Linked DNA regions of Homo sapiens: region 1 is linked to region 2. A link is an interaction called in ENCODE POLR2A ChIA-PET data of the cell type or tissue named here. Cell type or tissue: MCF 10A. All regions are shown on one strand. Links, peaks and the distances in the headings refer to the core of each region. The heading gives the core; the rest is flanking DNA.

Region 1 (9,161 bases), core at 2,954-6,953, 52 kb after region 2:
CCCACCTCCCACCACCCCTGTGCCCAGACCCAGATGGTGCCTGAAATGTCCAGCTGAACCTGATGGGGGCCACCCCTGCTATGACCCCTCAGGAGCCAGCACCAGGGTCCACCATCCTCAGCCTTCTCTGGTTATAACAAGTCATTGTCACCACTCCCCACAACCCCATCAGGACAGTGGGACAGGGTTTCACAGCCTCTGTGGCAGGGCCAACACAGGCGTAGCCCAGGTGTGCCCCCGACTCACCTGCCCCTCCCCAGAGGCCCCCCTCACCTGCCCCTCCCTGAATGCCCCCTCCCCCTGCTAACTGCCCCTCCCTGGAGGCCCCCCTCACCTGAACCTCCCCAAAGGCCCCCCCAACCTGCTCCTCCCCAGAGGTGCCCACCCACATGCCCCTCCACGGAGGCCCCTACCCCACCCCCCACCTCCTCACCTGACACTTCCTGGAGGTACCCCCCCAGTCCTGCTCACCTACCCCTCCCCGAAGGCCCCCCTCCACCCCCACCTGACCCTCCCTGGAGGACCCCCTACCCCGTCCTGCTCACCTGCCCCTCCTCAAAGGCCTTCTGCATCTCCTCGAAGGTGGTAGAGAATTCTCCGATGAAGTCGTGCTTTCCTCGAGAGTCGTAATCCCAGACCAGGCACTGGGGAGCCCAGTCCTCCTCAGCACTGCTGTCTGGGGGCCCCAGGACCCTCCCACCCGAGCCCAGGTGTCTCCATCGCAGCCCACATCCAGGCCACCCCCTCACTGCCCCCTTGGTCCATCCCGTCCCCCACCTTTAGAGGCCTTGTCTCCTCGCAGCTGCAGAGGGAACTCAGAGAGACTTTGAAGGCCTCCCACACCGGGTTCAGGTTGTTCTTCACCACCTGTGGGCCGGGAGGGGCTGGCTCAGGGGAGGCCCAGGGCCCTGGGATCCTTGGGGGGGATAGAGACCTGGGTGGAAGAGCAGCTGTGAGGCGGGCACAGCTGGCCCTGCCCCTGCATCACCCCAGACAGCGCCGGGGCCCTGAGCTGGGGCTGGCACCCACTCCCTGCACGAAGCCATGTGAGGACCCGGGAGACACATTTCCGAGCCCTGTGCCTCCACCTTCGTAACTTCTGCCACCTCTGAGCCACCTGCGCTGCTCTCTTCCTTAAATAGATTCATTTTCACTCAAGTTAATTTCTCTCAAAAGAAAGCACTCTCTCCCTGCCGTCGCTGAAATCCCATTTCACCTGCAGGAAGTGGAAGGTAGGTCTAAAAATAATCACAGCCACGACTACACAAGCCTGCTGGATTCTGGCCACAGCCACGGCCCCCAGGGCCCTGCGCCTGCGGCTCCCTGTTGGATTCTGGCCATAGCCACAGCCACCAAAGCCCTGCGCCCACAGCTCCCTGTTGGAGGCTGGGAGCTCCTCCCATGTGGCCAGAGATGCGTGAGGGCTGGGGACAGCCCCTTCCCCTCCCTGTGTTCCCATCCCCGGCCGCTCACCTCCGTCCTGTACACCAGCTGCAAGCCCTGGTCGTCGTTGACCCTGTAGAGCTCCAGGAAGGGGTCGGACTTGCTGAAGAGGTCCTGGGGAGAGGCACAAGGGCTGCTGGGCCAGGCACTGTGAGATCGGGCTTTGGATGGGAGCTGGCTTTGTCGTTTCCCAGGGCTCACTTCATGCCACCAGCCGCTAATTCCTCAGGCACAAAACGAGGCAGCCAGTCCCCGCCGACAGCATCTCGTCCCTCCCTCCCGCCCCCAGGGATCTGACCACGGCGGGCAACTCAGCCCTCCATGGAGTCACCCTGCACACCCTGCGACTCAGCCCTCCACGGACTTGCCCTACACACCCTGCGACTCAGCCCCTCCAGGGAGACGCCCTACATGGCGGGGTTGGACCCTGTTCTGCCCACCCACGTGACGAGCCCGCAGAACCGCGCGCTGTTCCAGTTCCTCCTGTCACGACAGTGGCCTCGGGGGTGCTGGGCCTATTTCCCCATCCCTGAGCAGGGTCATGAGTGGTCCCCACAGGAGGGAGCTGCCCCAGCCCCAGCCCAGCTGCCAGGAGGGGCGGGAGAGCTAATGGCGGTGACAGTGATGATGGCGACCGTGACGGCAGCACGCCCAGCCCCAGGCACACTCCGCACACGTCTCACACGGGACATAGCCACGCGAGGTCAGCGCTGGGCAGGGACCGGGTTTTCGAACCGGTTCCCGGACCTCAGCCTGAGCCAGGCGTGCCCGGCACCTGCACTCACCTTGTCGTCCAGCTTCCTGGCCCGGAAGGAGAGCTCCACGTAGCCGTTGTTCCCCGAGATGTCCTCGGCGATCACCTGGCAGGGGGACGCCCGGGCTCCAGGCTTGGCCAGGTGGGGCCTGACCCCACCGTGGGGGACCAGAGGCCCCAGGCTGGCTGACCCCACCCAGCGGGGCCTGAGAGGAGGTGTCTGTGTACCCCCGGGGCTGTGTAGCTGCCGGCTCCTGCAGACCCTCCCTGGACGGCACGCTGCTGCCCATCTTCCGCCCACAACACCCCTCGGAGCCACAGCAGCAGGGCCTGCAGGCTGCAGGGGTGCGCCCGGGTCTCACCGTGATGGTGGACTTGCCAGCGTTCCTGCCAAACTTGAGCAGCAGCGGGCGGGTCACCTTCTTCTGGGCCACAATCTGTAAGTCAGAGGCGTCAGGCAGGGAGGGGCAGGCGGGGACGGCTCCTGACCCTGGAGACCCCACCGCGCCCTCACCCGGACTCTCAGGCCTGTCCTGTCTCCCCATCCCCCACCATGAGCTTCACTGCCCAGGGCCCGCGCCCCCTTTGTGGCTGCTCTCAAGCACCTGCCATCCCTGCGTGTGGCCACCCCTGCACGTCCACCACCTCACGGCGCCAGCAGTCGCCCAGGGGAGGCAGAGGTCATCATACCTATTTACCAGGTGAGGAAACAGGCTCAGGTGGAAGCCAGGAAGCAGCTCACAGCCCAGCTGGCCTGCACCTGCACAGGTGTGGCGGACGCCCCTCCACAGGTAAGCAGGGCTGCCCTGACCCTCTCCAGGCCCAGGTGAGAACCCGCAGAAGCAGAGGCGAGGCAGCTCAAACGGCCCCGGACCCTCACGCCCAGCATGTCCACGTAGCCACGGGCGGCAGAAAGGGTGTGAGCGAGGTGCCGGCCCAGGACCCCACCGCCCACTCCTCTTCGAAGGTGCCAAGGAGCAGAGTTGATTGTTCGAAGTGGACTGGGGCTTAGACCCTGGGGACCTCCTCATGCAGCCGGGGCCTCCTCCTCCTCACCAGGCCCTGCTGGACTTCCGCCCCATCGGCTATGAGCCCACCTGGGGTGGGTGGCGGATGACAGGCCCAGGCCCCTGCAGCCAGGTCATCTCCTCAGTGAGGAGCAGGACGGGGGCACACGGCCCTCCCAGGCTCCGTGTCCGAAAGGAGATGGTGATGACCCCGGCCAAGCGGGGTGGCCGTCATCTCCTCACACGTAAGTGATCTCAGCAACCATCGAATGGCCCACCAGGTAGCAGGTGTGTGCTTCCCACCTGCCCTCACACCTGCTACTGCCTGGCGGATGCTGGGAGGTCACAATGAGGTAGGTTGAATACAAAGCAGAGAGGGGCAGTCCCTCCACCCCCAACCAGGGCCGGCCTGGCCAGCAGCTTCTGAGCATGCGGCACTTTCCACACAGAAGAGAAAGCAGATCCCAGGTCAGGGCTGGGGAAGTCAAGTCAGGTTAAGGGGTGGGAAGGCTCTCTTAGGGGTGCAAAGGGGTCCTGGGTGCTGGGAGGGGGAGCCTCGGGCCAGGCCCCCCAAGATTCCCTGATTCAAAGGTTTCCTTCTGGGGCTCCTGAGCCAGGGCCTCTGCCTCACACCTGGGACTCGCCTGCCGGCCTGGTTTGCTTCCAGGGAGGGCGCAGGAAAGGAGTGGCCTCCCCTTTCTGGCAGGAGAGCAGGTCCTTAGGAGAGAAACGGGCTCAGGCTAACACAACAGATTCCCCTACCAGGAAATACGAGATCGCTGATTTGTGCCAACAGCGTTTAATAAGCACTTCCTGGATCCCTGGCTCTGGGCTGAGTTACTGTTTACTTGAATCACATGAGGAAACAGTTGAGGCAGAAGTCAGGGGTCAGAGGTCAGGTCAGGCTCAAAGCCACAGCACAGGGACTGGATGCCAGTAGCTTCTCCCTTGACCGTGGTGCCCTGCAGGTCAGCTGGGTGGCCACAGAGCAGGAACCCACGAGGGGCCTCCTCATTGCTGGAAGTTTGCACATATCCACAGCACACGTGCTCACACACACATTCATATCTGCACGCAGGTGTCCACACGGACCCTGTGTGTGTGCTTATGTGAACAGGCATAGGATGTCCTGCACGGATTATGACATACATGTGCACCTGTGTGTACATAGAAAGGTGTCCAGGCCAGACACAGTGGCTCATGCCTATAATCCCAACATTTTGGGAGCCCAGGGTGGGTGGATCGGTGAGCCCGGGAGTTCAAGACCAGTTGGGGCAACATGGTGAGACCCCTGTCTCTTCAAAAAATGCAAAACGTAGCCAGGTCTGGTGGCGTACACCTGTAGTCCCAGCTACTCAGGAGGCTGAGGTGAGAGGATTGCTTGAGCACAGGCCGTTGAGGCTGCAGTGAGCTGTGACTGTCCCACTGCACTCCAGCCTGGGCGGCAGAGTGAGAACCCAACTCAAAAAAACAAAAAAAGCATGTCCATATTTCTGTGTCCGTGCCATCCTCTTCCATCTGTGCCCTCCCTAACTCTCAGTTTCCTTATCTAAAAAATGGGGAGGACAACAGGATCGATGGCACGCCAGCTCCGACCGAGGCTGCAGGGGGATGAGTCACGCAGACATTATGTTGGGTAAAAGAATTCCACAGCAGGGAGAACACGCGCTGTGATTCATGGACGTGGAATTCCAGAAGAGACGAACCAGGCGGGGAGCTGGCCACAAAGGGGCAGGGGCAGCTGCGGGTGACGGGATGTTCCGTGTGATGGGTGACGGGATGTTCCGTGTGACGGGTGATGGGATGTTCCGTGTGATGGGTGACGGGATGTTCTGTGTGACTGGTGACAGGATGTTCCGTGTGACGGGTGATCGGATGTTCCGTGTGAGTGGGTGATGGGATGTTCCATGTGATGGGTGATCAGATATTCCGTGTCAGCGGGAGACGGAATGTTCCGTGTGACGGGTGACGGGATGTTCCATGTGATGGGTGAGATGTTCTGTGTGATTGGTGAGATGTTCCATGTGACGGGTGATGGGATGTTCCGTGTGACAGGTGACGGGATGTTCCATGTGATGGGTTACGGGATGTTCCGTGTGACGGGTGACGGGATGTTCCGTGTGACAGGTGATGGGATGTTCCGTGTGATGGGTGAGATGTTCCATGTCAGCGGGTGACGGGATGTTCCGTGTGATGGGTGAGATGTTCCATGTGACGGGTGATGGGATGTTCCGTGTGACGGGTGATGGCATGTTCCGTGTGACGGGTGATGGGATGTTCCGTGTGATGGGTGACGGGATGTTCCGTGTTACAGGTGACGGGATGTTCCGTGTGACGGGTGAGATGTTCTGTGTCAGCGGGTGATGGGATGTTCCGTGTGATGGGTGAGATGTTCTGTGTCAGCGGGTGACGGGATGTTCCGTGTGACAGGTGAGATGTTCCGTGTGATGGGTGATGGGATGTTCCATGTGACGGGTGATGGGATGTTCCGTGTGACAGGTGAGATGTTCCGTGTCAGCGGGTGACGGGATGTTCCGTGTGATGGGTGAGATGTTCCGTGTGATGGGTGATGGGATGTTCCATGTGACGGGTGATGGGATGTTCCGTGTGACGGGTGAGATGTTCTGTGTCAGCGGGTGACGGGATGTTCCGTGTGATGGGTGAGATGTTCCGTGTGATGGGTGAGATGTTCTGTGTGATGGGTGATGGGATGTTCCGTGTGACGGGTGATGGGATGTTCCATGTGACGGGTGATGGGATGTTCCGTGTGACGGGTGATGGGATGTTCCGTGTGACGGGTGAGATGTTCTGTGTCAGCGGGTGACGGGATGTTCCGTGTGATGGGTGAGATGTTCTGTGTCTGCAGGTGATGGGATGTTCCGTGTGATGGGGGAGATGTTCCGTGTCAGCGGGTGACGGGATGTTCCGTGTGACGGGTGAGATGTTCTGTGTCAGCGGGTGACGGGATGTTCCGTGTGACGGGTGAGATGTTCTGTGTCAGCGGGTGACGGGATGTTCTGTGTGATGGGTGAGATGTTCCGTGTCTGCAGGTGATGGGATGTTCCGTGTGACGGGTGAGATGTTCCGTGTCAGCGGGTGACAGGATGTTCCGTGTGATGGGTGAGATGTTCCGTGTGATGGGATGTTCCGTGTGACGGGTGACGGGATGTTCCATGTGACGGGTGAGATGTTCTGTGTCAGCGGGTGACGGGATGTTCCGTGTGATGGGTGAGATGTTCCGTGTCAGCAGGTGACGGGATGTTCCGTGTGATGGGTGAGATGTTCCGTGTGATGGGTGTGGGATGTTCCGTGTGACGGGTGAGATGTTCCGTGTCAGCGGGTGACGGGATGTTCCGTGTGATGGGTGAGATGTTCTGTGTGATGGGTGATGGGATGTTCCGTGTGATGGGTGATGGGATGTTCCATGTGAGCAGATGACGGGATGTTCCATGTGATGGGTGAAGGGATGTTCCATGTGACGGGTGAGATGTGATGGGTGATGGGATGTTCCGTGTGATGGGTGAAGGGATGTTCTGTGTGACGGGTGAGATGTGATGGCTGACGGGATGTTCCGTGTCATGGGTGAGATGTGACAAGTGATGGGATGTTCTGTGTGATGGGATGTTCCGTGTGACGGGTGATCGGATGTTCCGTGTCAGCAGGTGACAGGATGTTCCGTGTGAGGGGTGAAGGGATGTTCTGTGTGACAGGTGAGATGTTCCGTGTGACGGGATGTTCTGTGTGACGGGTGATGGTCAGCTGTGTACAGTCACCTAAACTTGTCATTCTCAACCCTTAAGATTGATGCATTTTATCGTAAAATTTTTTTTTTTTTTTGAGACAAAGACTCACTGTCACCTGGGCTGGTGTGCAGTGGCGCGATCTCGGCTCGCTGAAACCTCTGCCTCCCAGGTTCAAGTGATTCTCCTGCCTCAGCCTCCCCAGTAGCTGGGACTACAGGCACGCACCACCACGCCTGGCTAATTTCTTTTCTATTTTTAGTAGAGATGGGGTTTCATCATGTTGGCCAGGCTGGTCTCGAACTCCTGACCTCGTGATCCCCCCACCTCGGACTTCCAAAGTGCTGCGATTACAGGCGTGAGCCACCGTGCCCGGCCTGTAAATTTTACCTCAATAAAAAAGAAGGACCCGTCCTGGCAAGGTGTGAGGATTCCGTGCAGCACAGGAAGTGCTTAGCGCAGTGTCCAGCAGGGCCCAGCACATCAACAGACACTCTCATCACGACTTGCAGAAGCCACTTTTGGGCTGGCTGTGGAGGCCGTAACCCAGAGAGCATCACCAAGGAAGCAGTGGCCACCGTAGGACCTGCTGCTCACAAGGAGGCTTCTTTTTTTTTTTTTTTTTTTGAGACAGAGTCTCAATCTGTCACTCAGGCTGGAGTGCAGTGGTGAGATCTCCACTCACTGCAACCTCTGCCTCCCGGGTTCAACCGATTCTCCTGCCTCAGCCTCCAGAGTAGCTGGGATTACAGGCACATGCCACCATGCCCGGCTAATTATTGTACTTTTTGTAGAGATGAGGTTTCAGCATGTTGGCCAGGCTGGTCTCGAACTCCTGACCTCAAGTGATCTGCCCGCCTCGGCCTCCCACAGTGCTGGGATCACAGGTGTGAGCCACCACGGCCGGCCACCAGGAGACTTTTAGGTGCTGATATGGAGGGGCTGCTGCACGTCGTGGAAGTGAAAACGCAGGATGCAGAACAGGGAACGTAATTTGTGTATTTTTGAAAAAAGAGGAAAAGTGGGCTGGGCACCGTGGCTCACGCCTGTAATCCCAGCACTTTGGGAGGACAAGGCAGGCGGATCACGAGGTCAGGATTTCAAGAGCAGCCTGACCAACATGGTGAAACCCCGTCTCTACTGAAAATACAAAAATTAGCCGGGCGTGGTGGCGGGTGCCTGTAATCCCAGCTACTCAGGAGGCTGAGGCAGGAGAATCGCTTGAACCCAGGAGGTGGAGGTTGCAGTGAGCCGAGATCACGCCACTGCACTCCAGCCTGGGTGACAGAGCGAGACTACATCTCAAAAAAAAAAAAAAAGAAAAAGAAAAAAAAGAAAAAAGAGGAAAAGTGATAGGCTGGTTTGCTCCTGTGAAAATCTCTCTCTGGACAATGTCCAGGGACCTGGCAGCAGCTGGATGGGGCAGGATGGAGGCGCTCCACAGCCTTTTATACCTTCAGGCTTTAAAACATACGAATGTATTACCCAGTTCAAAATTACATGTATATTTTAATCTAATAATGACTGTTCAGGAGGAGCTGAGGAGGGGGCAGAGCCAGGTTGGCCACCCCAGCAGGGTCCCTGCGGTGCTGGTACATCAGCCTTGAATCGGCTGTGGCCCCCACGCCAACCGTCCTCCTCCCTCCGAGGGGACGGGGCACCCACCTGCCCCAGGGTGCACTCCATGCCCCCCAGGAAATCGTCCTCCTGACAGCTGAAGCCGCTGGGCCCATGCGTGTCGTACACCTCAAAGCGCAGCCTCTGCACCTCCTCGAAGTAGTAGTCCACCGTGAAGACCTTGGAGAACACGGGATGCAGGCTGCTCCGGACCACCTCGGTTCTGCCCACCTGCAAGTGCACCTGTGAGCCGACCCCACTCCAGAGGCTTCCACCCCGGGCTCCAGACCTCCATCTCCCCTCTGCCGCTCACCCACGCCCAGGTACCTCAGGAGGACTCATACCCTGGGAAGACCTCCTGCCTGCTCTCTGTCCATGGGACCACAATCCCGAGGGCCACCCTGGGGGTCACCCCTGGCCACCACTGTCTGCTCCACCCTCAGATCACAGATGGGGAAAGTGAGGCTCACAGAGGACGAGAATGACACGCTGAGTCGGGGGCGAGATCAGATTCACACCCTGGGCTGGGCAGCCCTAAAGTGCAGGCCGCTCCCCAGCACCAGCTGAGTGGGGAGGGGGCGTAGGGTACAGGGGGGCCCT
Region 2 (6,758 bases), core at 2,004-6,003:
GTCGTCAGGCACGTTGCGCCGGCTTGCGCACACGCTGTAGGCCGAGGAGTGGCTGAAGATGACCGGGGCTCTGGACAGCTGCAGGGTGGCCTTCATGGTGGCCACAGACACGTGAGCCAAGTCGATGAGGACCCCCAGACGGTTCAGCTCCTTCACCACACGCTGGGAAGACAGGGCTCCGTCCACCCTCACAGCCCCCAGGGTCGGGGCTGCGGAGGTGGACGGGCTGGACCAGATGTGAGTCATCATCCTTCGTGGCTGGAAGTCCGGGGCCACTCAGGGCTCAGCACCCACCCTGGGGGGATGGCTGCCAGCTCCATTTTACAGACAAGGACACTGAGGTCCCACGTGAGGAGATGCATTGTTCTGGTCACCCTCCAGGGCCTCTGCCTTCTCCTCGGGGGTGACTGGCCGCTCCCACCCCACTCACCTGCCCAAAGGGTGACAAGCCTTGGCTCTGGGGCTCGCTGTCTCCCGTGTCCACCAGCCAGTTGTCAGCCCTGGAGAAGCAAAAGGCAGGTGCCCAAGAGGTGAGCGGTGGTCTCGGCCTCCCATCAGCCCAGCAGGCGAGGCCCGGCCTGGGACTCACAGGCAGAGGGGATGGGCTCTGGAGGGTGGCAGGGAGTGTCTGCCCCCTCCCTCCTGACCACAGCCCGGGGGCCTCCCATGGGGAGTCACGCACCAGGGCGTGTTGCAGCTGTGGGTGAGGGTCAGGTACCGCATGCCCAGCTGATAGAGTGCCCGCAGGACGCCCAAACTGCTGTCAATGGAGTGGCCGCCCTCCACGCCGATCAGGCTGGCCACCTTCCCTTCCCGGAAGGCCTGCCGAATGCCTGCGGGGAGAGTCAGGGTGCAGGGGAGTGGGCACCTGGTATCTGGAGGGTGAGGTGTCCTGACCGGCACCTGCTGCTCAGGATGAGGGCTGGGTGAGAAGACGCAGGACCTGGAGGACCCAGGTCAGGACCCCACCTGCACTGCTGGTGACATACAGGAAGGTCTCCGGGTACATCCGGCACATGCGGTGGACCACGTCCATCTGCTCCAGCGTCCTCCGCACGGCGTCTTTGTTCTGGGTGTCGCAGGGCGTGTACACGGACCAGAACTGTGGGCCGCAGGGGGTGCCAGGAGCTGATGCAGCCAGGTCTCAGCCCACCCCCCGCATGCCTGTGGGAGTCTGGTTTCCCACCCGCTGGGAAGCCCTCCCTCGGCCTGGGCACCGAGGGACCCTGGAGGAACACCACAGGGATGGTCCCACTGTAGCCAGGCCTGAGGTAGGAGACGGGATGACCCCACACAGGGCAAGCACAAGGCAGGGCAGGCGGTACCTGGCCTCCCACAAAGCCGGCCCTCAGCTTGGGGATGTTGGTGTGTGTGCCGGCCAAGGTGGTCAGGTTGGCCCTCTCGTCCTGCAGCCGGTTGTTGAACATATCCAGCAGCTGCCAGGGGAGGTCATTGTGCCTGGAGTTTGCCGGGGAGAGGCCAGGCAGTCAGGGCGGCCACTGGGACCTGGGGGCTTCCGAGCTCCTGGCCTCTGGGCTGCTCTCCCCACTTCCTACTCCTCACGACAGACGCAGGACTGAAGTCTAGGCCGCGGGGGTGACATATCACCGGCCACCTGAACACACCTGTGCAGGCTGCATTTCCCAACTGTGCCCACCCCCAGGGCAGGGAACCCCGAGCCAGGAGCTCAGGGAGCTGGGTAGCCCATCCCTTCCAGGGCCTTTTTCTGTGGAGGAGGCTGGGGGGCAGACACATTGTCTGAGGGTGGGACACAAGGAGCCAAATGACCTCAGTGGACAGGATTGGAGACGTGAGGGGCAAGGGCCTGGGGGTGATACTGTTTCTGAGAGTTTTCAGTTTAAAGATCAAATTGCCTCTTGGGGAATATGGTGGGTGGCTGGGTAATTGGAACGGCCTGACCTTGGGGGGCCTGGGACCCCCATCCTCCTGGGGAGCAGGGTGTCGAGTACAGGCTTTGGGGGCTACCCAGGCCTCTCTGCTGCCTCTGTCCCCAGGGAAGAGCCCTGCACCCAAACTCCAATCAGATCCTTCTAAACTTCCAAAGGACTGAAGTTCTCCAAGGTTTTCCCAGGAGCTGGTGGTGGTGAGGGTAGGAGCTCTCGTGAGGAAAAATGAGAAGGAAGGGGAAAGGAGAAGGAAGGGGAAAGGAGAAGGAAGGGGAAAGGAGAAGGAAGGGAAAGGGAAGGAAGGGGAAAGGAGAAGGAAGGGAAAGGAGAAGGAAGGGAAAGGAGAAGGAAGGGAAAGGAGAAGGAAGGGAAAGGAGAAGGAAGGGAAAGGAGAAGGAAGGGAAAGGAGAAGGAAGGGAAAGGGAAGGAAGGGGAAAGGAGAAGGAAGGGAAAGGAGAAGGAAGGGAAAGGAGAAGGAAGGGAAAGGAGAAGGAAGGGAAAGGAGAAGGAAGGGAAAGGAGAAGGAAGGGAAAGGGAAGGAAGGGGAAAGGGAAGGAAGGGAAAGGAGAAGGAAGGGAAAGGGAAGGAAGGGAAAGGAGAAGGAAGGGAAAGGAGAAGGAAGGGAAAGGAGAAGGAAGGGGAAAGGGAAGGAAGGGGAAAGGAGAAGGAAGGGAAAGGAGAAGGAAGGGAAAGGAGAAGGAAGGGAAAGGAGAAGGAAGGGGAAAGGAGAAGGAAGGGAAAGGGAAGGAAGGGAAAGGGAAGGAAGGGAAAGGAGAAGGAAGGGGAAAGGGAAGGAAGGGGAAAGGGAAGGAAGGGAAAGGGAAGGAAGGGAAAGGAGAAGGAAGGGGAAAGGAGAAGGAAGGGAAAGGAGAAGGAAGGGGAAAGGAGAAGGAAGGGAAAGGAGAAGGAAGGGGAAAGGAGAAGGAAGGGGAACGCAGAGGAAGGGGGAGCTGGGGCTGTCAGAGCTGGTGGCTGAGTGAGGATCCCAGAGGGTCCGAATCCAGCTGCCCAACAGGGCCTGGCAGAGACCAGGAGCAAAGGGAATCCACTGTCGTTAGGAATGCAATTCTCAGGCCAGGCAGGGTGGCTCATGCCTGTAATCCCAGCACTTTGGGAGGCCGAGGTGGGCAGATCACAAGGTCAGGAGATCGAGATCATCCTGGCTAACATGGTGAAACCCCGTCTCTACTAAAAATACAAAAATTAGCCGGGAGTGGTGGCGGGTGCCTGTAGTCCCAGCTACTCAAGAGGCTGAGGCAGGACAATGGCAGGAACCCAGGAGGCAGAGCTTGCAGTGAGCCGAGATCGCACCACTGCACTCCAGCCTGGGCGACAGAGCGAGACTCCCTCCAAAAAAAAAAAAAAAAGAAGAAGAGAAGAGAAAAGAAAAATAGAAATGCAGCTCTAAGGGGCCCAGGGCAGGCTCTAGGCTACGATCTCATCTGTGTTTCAACCAGGCTGTGAGGAGGATGGGAAGGGGCTGAGGCCTGACCCCCGACCCTGGGGAATGCCCAGGGTTCCCCTTCCCCGTCACTGGGTCTGGGGCCTCAGTCTCCTTCCTGTAATGTGGGCTGTGCCCCTGTCTCGGGGGGACTGCCTTGTGAGGGTGTGCGCTGGGATGAGGCCACAGGGGCCCCTCCACTTGCAGTTTCCAGACCCATCCCTGTGCCTCAGTTTCCCCATCTGTAACATGAGGGTGTCTTGGTGCCTTCCTTGGAGGACAGCTCCCTCTGTGTCTCAGTTTCCCCATCTGTAACATGAGGGTGTTTTGGTGCTCTCCTTGAGGACAGCTCCCTCTGTGTCTCAGTTTCCCCATCTGTAACATGAGGGTGTCTTGGTGCTTTCCTTGGAGGGCAGCTGGGAGAGGCAGATGAGTAACTGTTAATCATTTCCAGCTGCGGGCTCTGCTTTCTGTGACCCAGCTCAAATCTATGTGCCCGCAATGAGCTTTTCCAAGGCGAATGCACCCATGGAGCTCCTCAGGGGAAAGAAGGGGAGGGCTCTGCCCTTCCTGGGTCCCAGTCGTTCCTGACCTCCCCTGGGCTAGTGCCCCCAAGCCCAGCCTGGCACGCTTTCCGGCCCCACCCCTGGGCAGATGGGCGGGCGCACGCCTGATGCTGGTGTGAGTCTCTCCCAAAGCTCCTGCGTCAGCGAGGTTGTCCCTGGCCACAGCGAGTCCACATGACAGCCTGGGCTGGCACGGGCCTCTCCCCAGCCCTCGGAGCAGAGTGGGTGGTCAGGACGCACTTGCTGAGGGAACCATGAGCTCCAGCCAGGGACCCTGCCCGGGCAGCAGCCTCATCGCTAGGTGCAACCCTACACTGGGCACTGTCCTGGGTGGGGCTGGGCAGGGCTCCCAGGAGACTTTACTCCTTGGCCTGAGGACGCAGGCGGCCCATCTCAGACATTAGCCTGGGATGGGTAGGGATTCCTAGGACCCCAGGAGCCGCCCTTGGAGGGACAGGCTGCAATGGGGCAGCTCTCTGCTCTCCCCTCCCTCCTCCTCCTGCAGCCCCTCCTTTCTTTTTTCTTTTTGAGACAGGGTCTCACTCTGTTGCCCAGGCTGGAGGGCAGGGGTGCAATCACAGCTCACTGCAGCCCCCAACCTTCTGGGTTCAAGCAGTCCTCCCACCTCGGTCTCCCAAAGTGCTGGGACCACACCTGTGAGCCACTGTGCCCCGCCAGCCCTCTCCACTCTTGCTGGAGAAAACGATGGGAAGGTGGGGCCTCTGGTTTCTCAGTGGGAGGGAGGCCCTGCCTGCCTCATGGCCAGGGCAAATGGCAGTTCTGCTAATCAGACCCACCCTCCTTATCTGTGCAGCTGGGGCAATGCCCTTAGCTGGGATATGGAAGCCGGCGTCCTGCTCCAAGGAGTGCTGGAAAGTGCTGGAAAAGCGGCAAGCACACACTCAGGCAGCTGTTCGTGGGGAGACTGCTGGCTGCCCCCGGGATCCATTCTCCTCCTTTTCCTTTGTGACTTTAAAACCCCCCGTTTTTAGCGGGCACACAGCCATTTGGGTTGAAGATACTTCCTGCCCCTGTGTCGCTGGCGGTGGCCAAGGGATGAAGGTGGGTCCCGTAACAGCTTCTAACAACTGTGACCCCCGGCCGGGCGCGGTGGCTCACGCCTGGAATCCCAGCACTGTGGGAGGCCGAGGCGGGCGGATCACCTGAGGTCAGGAGTTCGAGACCAGCCTGGCCAACATGGTGAAACCCTGTCTCTACTAAAAATACCAAAAAAATTAGCCGGGCTTGGTGGCGGGCGCCTGTAATCCCAGCTACTCAGGAGGCTGAGGCAGGAGAATTGCTTAAATCCAGGAGGCAGAGGTTGCAGCGAGCTGAGATCACGCCACTGCACTCCAGCCTGGGTGACAGGTGACAGAGTGAGACTCTGTCTCAAAACAAAACAAAACAAAAACCTGACCCTGACAGTCACCTGCTGCTTGTCCTTTTTCCCTTCTTTATGTCTCCCTCCTCCCTGCTGGCCAGCATACAGATGTGAGGGCTGAAGCTGGCATGGCCATTTTAAACCATGAGGATGCAGGGACCACCCTCTGCTCCCTTTCTGCAGCTGCCTCTGCTCTCTTAAGTTTTTTTAATTTGAGATGGAGTCTCACTCTGTTGCCCAGGCTGAAGTACAGTGGCCCGATATTGGGTCACTCTAGCCTCCGCCTCCCGAGTTCAAGTGATTCTCCTGCCTCAGCCTCCTGAGTATCTGGGACTACAGGCATGCGCCACCATGCCTGGCTAATTTTTTGTATTTTTAGTAGAGACAGGGTTTCGCCATGTTGGCCAGGCTGGTCTTGAGCTCCTGACCTCAGGTGATCCGCCCGCCTCGGCCTCCCAAAGTGCTGGGATTACAGGCGTGAACTGCCCAGCCTGGACTGTTCCCTGAAGTTCTTATGCGACAAGACATCGGGTTTCCCTGCTTTTTTCACAGTTTTTCCCCAACAAAGCCCAGAGGCATTTTCCAGGTGGAGACACCATGCCAGACACAGGGCGGACTCTCAGTGACCCTCCCACCCCAACGCGGAGCCAGTGTGGACCCTGATCTGAGTCTGGTGCCTGGAAGCAGGAGGCCTCCATGGTGACCCAGTGTCGGGGCACTGGGCCAGGAAGGGGCGGGGAAGAGGGTCGGATTCCCGGGCAGTGGGGATCTCCGCCCTGAGGAGGTCAGGACAGAAGCAGGTGACCCAGGTGCCCCAGCGAGGTCGGGGGTGGGGGCCGGGTGGGCACACAGCGCAGCACAGGCAAGGGCCCAAGTGGCATGGGCCTCCCCCCGGGAGAAGGCAGGCCGGGGGGAGTGGGAAGAGAGCCAAAAAGATGCCGGCTGAGAGGGCCTGTAGGGTGCCACCCGCACCTGCTGCTTTTGGGAGAAGCTGAGGCACAGGGTGAGATTGGGGCGCAGGGCCTCCACGTCCGCAGGCTCAGACCTCACTCTGAGCTTCGGGACCAGGGAGTGTGGCCTTGCCTCCTTCCTGCCCAGTCCCTGCAGACCTTCATCCGCTGAAGTCTTTGGGGGCCCTGAGAGACCCCACAAAGCAGCAGGGGCCAGGAAAGGGCAAGGGCCCGGCACCGTCGCAGAAGCTGAAACTGAGCCCCAACCCAAGGGCACACGAGTCTCACCCCCAGAGAAACTGAGCCCCAAGCCAAGCACACACGAGTCTCACCCCCAGCTCCCCCAGCCCCAACTCCCCAGGCCAAACTCCCCCAGCCCCGGCACCCCCAGCCCCGGCACCCCCAGCCCCGGCTCCCCCAGCCCCGGCACCCCCAGCCCCGGCACCCCCAACCCCGGCTCCCCCAGCCCCGGCACCCCCAGCCCCGGCACCCCCAGCCCTGGCTCCCCCAGCC

Evidence for each region. ChIA-PET counts read pairs that join two places held together with the same protein. Peaks named below come from ENCODE experiments on the same cell type or tissue, not always from the same donor. Only the 100,000 strongest peaks of a DNase experiment are listed, where the experiment ranks them.
Region 1: POLR2A ChIA-PET joins it to region 2 with 8 read pairs; 8 of 35 experiments call an interaction of 5 or more read pairs at or near these places.

Annotation. Positions count from the first base shown.
Region 1 is chr16:89,577,170-89,586,330 of GRCh38, reverse strand. CPNE7 (copine 7) reads right to left here. Exons shown (of 15, transcript NM_153636.3): 2 at 8,610-8,792; 3 at 2,560-2,634; 4 at 2,229-2,303; 5 at 1,474-1,557; 6 at 778-867; 7 at 546-644. Among named protein-coding and RNA genes, the nearest start is that of CPNE7, 6.0 kb to the right of the region's middle. In MCF 10A, for the core only: no CTCF peak of the experiment used is centred there; a DNase peak (open chromatin) is centred at 4,870.
Region 2 is chr16:89,630,608-89,637,365 of GRCh38, reverse strand. It overlaps DPEP1 (dipeptidase 1), which reads right to left. Exons shown (of 11, transcript NM_001389466.1): 3 at 1,326-1,458; 4 at 970-1,102; 5 at 683-833; 6 at 431-500; 7 at 1-162. Among named protein-coding and RNA genes, the nearest start is that of DPEP1, 20 kb to the right of the region's middle. RefSeq lists an enhancer at 4,450-5,304. In MCF 10A, for the core only: no CTCF peak of the experiment used is centred there; a DNase peak (open chromatin) is centred at 3,955.